2 separate regions of the Homo sapiens genome follow, and region 1 is linked to region 2. A link is a contact called in ENCODE Hi-C or POLR2A ChIA-PET data. All regions are on one chromosome and are shown on one strand. Each heading gives the region's core, a stretch centred on a gene start or an enhancer-like site at or near the end of the contact. The rest is flanking DNA. Distances are from core to core; before and after follow the strand shown.

Region 1 (2,700 bases), core at 111-2,610, 210 kb after region 2:
GGGCATGGTGGTGCATGCCTGTAATCCCAGCTACTCAGGAGGCTGAGGCAGGAGAATCACTTGAAACTGGGAGGCAGAGGTTGCAGTGAGCCGAGATCATGCCACTGCACTCCAGCCTGGCCACAGAGTGAGACTCAGTCTCAAAAACAAACCACACATCCCAGACCCCACTAAAGTGCTGGAAGTTTTAAAAAAGCTATCAACCCTAGGATAAGAATGGAAAGGCAACAGCAGCTGAAACCTTTCAACAGACCTGTGGGAGAGAAAGTGGGGCAGCCGCCCGAGGTGGGGAAAAGGCACAGGGAAGGCCTTCCAGAGGGGTCACCACGGGATGTGATGGGGACTGGCCCTTCAGGGCTCTCCACATCACGGAGATAGGTGGCTGCCCCCCGAGACTCTAGGAAGGGGATGTAGATGTAGGGCAGTTAAATGGCTTCTGGGGAAGAACCTCACCTGGCCCTGTCGAAGTACTTGCCAGTATATGCCATTCCACATGCAACTCCCAGTCCTTGTCCGAGCCATCCTGTTGCCACATCCACAAACGACAGTCTCTGTAAGAGAAGGGACCCAGTGAGCCCAGACGCAGCTGCAGGACATGGTATCAGGTGGACTCACGCACTGAGTGCAGGCTGCTCCTGTCAGCTCTGTAGCAGCGTCCCATCCGAACAGCCCCTCCCGCCCTGCTGGGTGAATTCCTCTTCCCCACACCCATATGCACCCCAAGCTTCCGATCAACGTTACAAGTGGAAAATGGGTCAAGCCCAGGGCTCAGCCTGGGCTGGAAACTCAGGTGACTAAGGTGACGAAGACATCCACTGTCCCTGCCCAGGGAGTCATAGGTAATCCATACAGTATGGCAAGGGTGGCTGGAGCTTTGGGAATAGAGACGGGGAGCCCAAGTACAAAGCAGAAAACGTAAAGTATGATTCTTGACATTTTCCCATGGCCCTTCCCGGTCATGCACAAATCACATGTTCAATCCTATGGAGGATATGGATTCTTAAAACAGAAACCAGAAAGAGAATACTCTGGTTCCCTGGTTTATAAAACTCAGGTCAACTGAGATCTTACACGTGCTCATCTAGAAGTGCCCACGCTAGAAATGAATCCCTTTCTACTAGCATCTACCCCACCCCCAACATCCTGTTTGCAGGCACAGGGTCATCACTATCCCAAGCAGAAAATGTGGCCCTCTGTGGGCCACAAGGTCATGCCAAAGAGCTGCTGCACTGACTGGAGAGGCCCAACTTGCAAGCATACTGAATTTACCCAACAGCTTCTGCAGCCACCATTTCGACCTGGTCTTAAACATCCCTTGCCTCTGTCACTGCAGTGGCCTCCCAGCCTCCCCCACAGCCATTCTCAATCTAGCCACAAGGGGGAGCCTGTTAAAACTGAAGTTGACTGATCACATCGCTCAACTTTCTAAGGTCTTCCGACCTCCCACCAAGTAGAGCTCAACTGTTTGCACCTGTCTGCCCACCCCAGCCCCCATCACCTCCATTTCTCCCTTCCACTGCTCTGGCACCCTGGCCTCCTTGCTGCTCCTTGAACACAGTGGGCATACACCTGCCTCAGGGCCTTAGCACTCATGGCACCCACTACCGGAGTGCTTGTGCGTGGATGTGGGCACAGCTCACTCTCCTGCCTCTTCCAAATCCCTGCTCAAGCGTCAGCACTGAGGTCTTTCTGGACCACTCTTTTTCAACCAGTGCCTCCTACCTCCTCCACTTTTACTTGATTCCAGATGCTTGGCCCCACCTGACACTCCATCTATTGACTTAAAAGTTTGTTTCCTGCCTGTCACCCTCCTCTGCTCAAACGTCAGCGCCATTCGAGCAGAGATGAGCGAGGTCATCACTACTGTAGATGGATGGATGGTATTTACGATTCTCTGATCTCCTGCTTCTTGCTTCCTACCCTCTGCTACTCTCTGGTTGCTCTTGACCTTCCCCGGAATTCTCTGCATGCTTTGTGCCCCCCAGAGACTCCCTTTTGGTTCTGCATTTCCAGCCCAGCAGAACTGCCCCACTCAACTCAAGTCTCTTTTGACTATGCCTCTAGCCACATCTCCCTCCCTATGGCACCCACCACACTCACGTAACAAGCTCTGGCTCCCAGTCGCCTTGCATGCCCTTGGAAGTCCTATAACATAATGGACCGAGCCTGGGCTCAGCAGTCAGACCAACTCTGCTTCCCTCTGGCTGTGAAGTGTGAGGCCAGTGGGCCCATCTCAAAGACTTTATGGGTGCAATGGAGACCAGAGCCCCCTTAGGTGACAGGAGGTCAAGGATAAAGTGAGGATAGATTGAGAAAATGGTGAGGCATCAGTATGATGCCCGTTATGGCAGAAGTGCTCCCACATGGGTGCTGTCTTTCTCAAGAACCCTTATGCTGCGGGGCAGACGATTCAGGGAGGTGAAAGGCTAGAATAAAGATCTGCTCTGCCTGGAGTATAGCTGTTTACCCCGTTCCCAGGCAAACCACAATGGACTATGCTTCATGTGTTTTCTCTTTTGTTCCAATTTCATCAGCCAGCTAAATCTGATGAACACACAAATTCTGGCAGCCGAACAGGGCCTGGTGTGCTGCTGCCCGATAGAAAGCCTCTTCATCCCCTAAGGCCAATGGCTCTGATAGCAGCTGTTATATGACAGTCTAGATTTTTCTTTTTTTTTGAGACAGGGTCTTGCTCTATCT
Region 2 (2,700 bases), core at 69-2,568:
TCTCTATATTTTGCATTGTTTCCCTAAGGGTAGGAGATTCCCGTAAGTTGGGTCAAAGGGCAGGGAGGTTTCCGTGGTTCTCATTGGGCCCTGCTGCTGCTCTCCAGACAGATGATGGATCAGCTGTCAGGGTGGCCCCGGCCATGCCAGCGCAGTAGGTGGTCAGGGCGCACTTGGGGCAGCCGGCAGGGCAGAAGGGACGGGAGCTTGACCCGTGTTCTCATGGGCAGAGGGAGCCCGGGCAGTGTTGGGGGCAGCGTGCGGGCAGGCGCGGAGGGGAGATAGCCAGGCAGTCAGGGAGAATTGGGGTGACTGGAGAAAGGCCGAAGGGCCGCGTCTGCCTGCGGCCGGAGACCACCCCAGGTCCATACAGCCAGCTGGGTGCCGGGCACCATTTGGAGCCGCTGGGAAAGCCAAGCACCGCTCTTTCTGGAGCCTTCTTTTTTCCTATTGTTAGGGAATTCACGACGTCACACTTGTTTTCAAGTGAAAATAAGAGTTGTGTAGGACGCGAAAGTCACGTGACTTGAAAGCTGAACCTGAGAGGCCTCAAAATAAATTCTGGTTTGCTGTGAAAGCCTCGGGTTATAGCGCTAAACTCCCCCCTCCACTGCCCCCGAAAGTTGTATTCTCCTCTGCTTTTAGGGTGGGGTGTGGCGTAAACAACACAGCTTGAGCAGCTCTGAGGAGGAGGGTGTTAGAGACCAGGCAGGCGGAGCAGGCAAGAGTTTTCAAGGATGTCGAAATAGTTTGAGACGCCCCGTCCCATTATAAAAGTGATAACGAGAGACAGCAGGAACGCGCTTCTGGACAGAAAACAGACCCTAAGGAAAGGCAGCCAGAGGCTCACGCTGGATCCTGCGGTCTTCCCTATCTGCGCCTCTGTACCTCCCTTGCCTTTACAAAGCGCATGGATCAACTTTGGAACAGGTTCTAATTCTGCCCCAGATCCATCTGCGTCTTCCCACGACTCACAAATCTGACCTCAGGGTGCAAGCGCAGCCCCAGCCCTCTAAGCCTGGGTAGGCAGGGCTCTCCCACCCGAGAAAGGGCCGAGGGGAGACTTCCGGGGCGGGACCGACGTGGGCCCCTCCCACTCGGCGGCCGGTGGGTTCAGCCTGAACGCACTGCGGAGGTGGGGCCGACGAGGGATCCAGGGGCGGGACAGGTTCGGGGCGGGACAGGTTCAGGCCCCTCCCATGCGGCGGCCAGCGCGAGCGGTAGAGGCGGGTCTGGAGGCGGGGCCTGCGTGGAGCCAGACGGCGCAGCTGCTGCCGGGGGCGGGGCCGGCGGGCTGTGGCCCCGCCCTTAGCCGCCATTGCCGGGCCTGCCTGGCCACCCTGCGCAGCGGCCTTGCGTCCTCTCCCGGGGCGGAGCGGGTCGGCGGGCCTGACAGGGAACCTCCCTGACCGAGCCCACGTCTCCCCACGGCCAGAGAAATCTCCGGCCCGGCCCGCATCGCCAGCCCCCAGGCCCGGAGGAACGGCCCGAGCCCAGGAGAACCACATCTTCGTCCCAGCCCCGGAGGCTCCTGTGGGCAAGATCGTGAGCCAACGGGTTCCTGAGGCCCCTCCTGGCCAGGCAGGGTTTCCCCGCGCGTTTCCGAGGAGCCCTGCCTGGCCGGGCGGCTGGACAAACAGGTCGTAGCACCGATCGCGCCCGCCCCCAGCAGGGGTCCCGCACAGGCTTGCCCCTGACCCCCACCCAAACCTGTCCTTCCGCTTTGCCCCCAAACAGTGCACTTGCCGGCGGTCCCAACCCAGCAGGAGAAGTGGACATGAGGTTGGCAGGTGGGTGGCTTCCACAGCGAACGGGAGGGAGTTGAAAAGGGCACCTGGCTGGAGGCCCAGCGTCGCGACATCTGTGTCTGGAGAGGCCCGGGTGAACCACTGGGTTTGGTTTTGGAAATGGAGGACTCTGCACAAACACTCGTTCCTTGACCTTAACCAAATCCTTTCACCTCTGAGGACGTCAGCTCCCCGAGCTATGACATGAGGATTAGTATAGTCAGTATCTCCCAACGCAGGTAGCAGACCAGCTGCTTTTTGGAAAATGAGTGGTGAGAGAGAGGAGGTGGGCAGTCCAGGTGGAGAGGCGTGGTCTTAGAGGGGAAGTGACAAAAGTGGCTGTGGGCTTCGACATGAACCCGATGACAGCCCTACTGTCACCTGGACAAGTAAGATGAAGATCCTTGGGGAGGGATAGGTTGGGGCTGGGTGGAGAGTAGAAACAACTCGGGAATTGGACTTCAGACTTGCTAAGGTGGTAACTTTGTGGACATATCCAGGTGGAGCTGGCCACTGAGGAACCAGCTGGCAGGGAGTGGTTTCAAGAGAGGCCACGGCTGGAACTAGAAAATAGAAAGTCATTGACACATGGTGCTTAATTAAAGAGCTAGGAGTAGATGACATCATCTAAAAACACACTACAGGCCGGGCGCGGTGGCTCACGCCTGTAATCCTAGCACTTTGGGAGGCCGAGGTGGGAGGATCACTTGAAGTCAGGAGTTCGAGACCAGCCTGGCCAACATGGTGAATCCTCATCTCTACTAAAAAAATACAAAAAAATGAGCCTGGCGTGGTGGCGGGTGCCTGTAATCCCAGCTACCCGGGAGGCTGAGGTTGCAGTGAGCCGAGATTGCGCCACCGCATAACTCCAGCCTGGGCGACAGAGCGAGACTCCGTCTCAAAAAAGTAAAGA

What was found. A loop is a pair of places that touch in the nucleus more often than their neighbours do. ChIA-PET counts read pairs that join two places held with the same protein, here RNA polymerase II (POLR2A). Pooled maps may share reads with other maps.
Region 1: a loop to region 2 is called in a pooled map, with 2.5 times the contacts of the local background. The contact joins the enhancer-like site here to the promoter of FAM3A in region 2. A Hi-C loop is called at or near these places in 1 of 50 pooled maps. POLR2A ChIA-PET finds 5 or more read pairs at or near these places in 2 of 52 experiments (T-cell and endothelial cell of umbilical vein).

What each region holds. Positions count from the first base shown.
Region 1 is chrX:154,307,196-154,309,895 of GRCh38, reverse strand. TKTL1 (transketolase like 1) reads right to left here. Exons shown (of 13, transcript NM_012253.4): 3 at 454-551. Among named protein-coding and RNA genes, the nearest start is that of TKTL1, 13 kb to the right of the region's middle. Within about 2 kb of position 1,360, at least 2 of the 41 ENCODE cell types and tissues checked have a DNase peak (open chromatin) inside an H3K27ac peak, as active enhancers do.
Region 2 is chrX:154,514,850-154,517,549 of GRCh38, reverse strand. It overlaps FAM3A (FAM3 metabolism regulating signaling molecule A), which reads left to right and starts at 1,318. Exons shown (of 9, transcript NM_021806.4): 1 at 1,318-1,790. The coding sequence starts at 1,778. LOC124905229 (a long non-coding RNA gene) reads right to left here and starts at 2,070. Exons shown (of 2, transcript XR_007068357.1): 1 at 1,835-2,070. RefSeq lists silencers at 672-828, 1,044-1,453 and enhancers at 804-1,426, 1,427-2,050.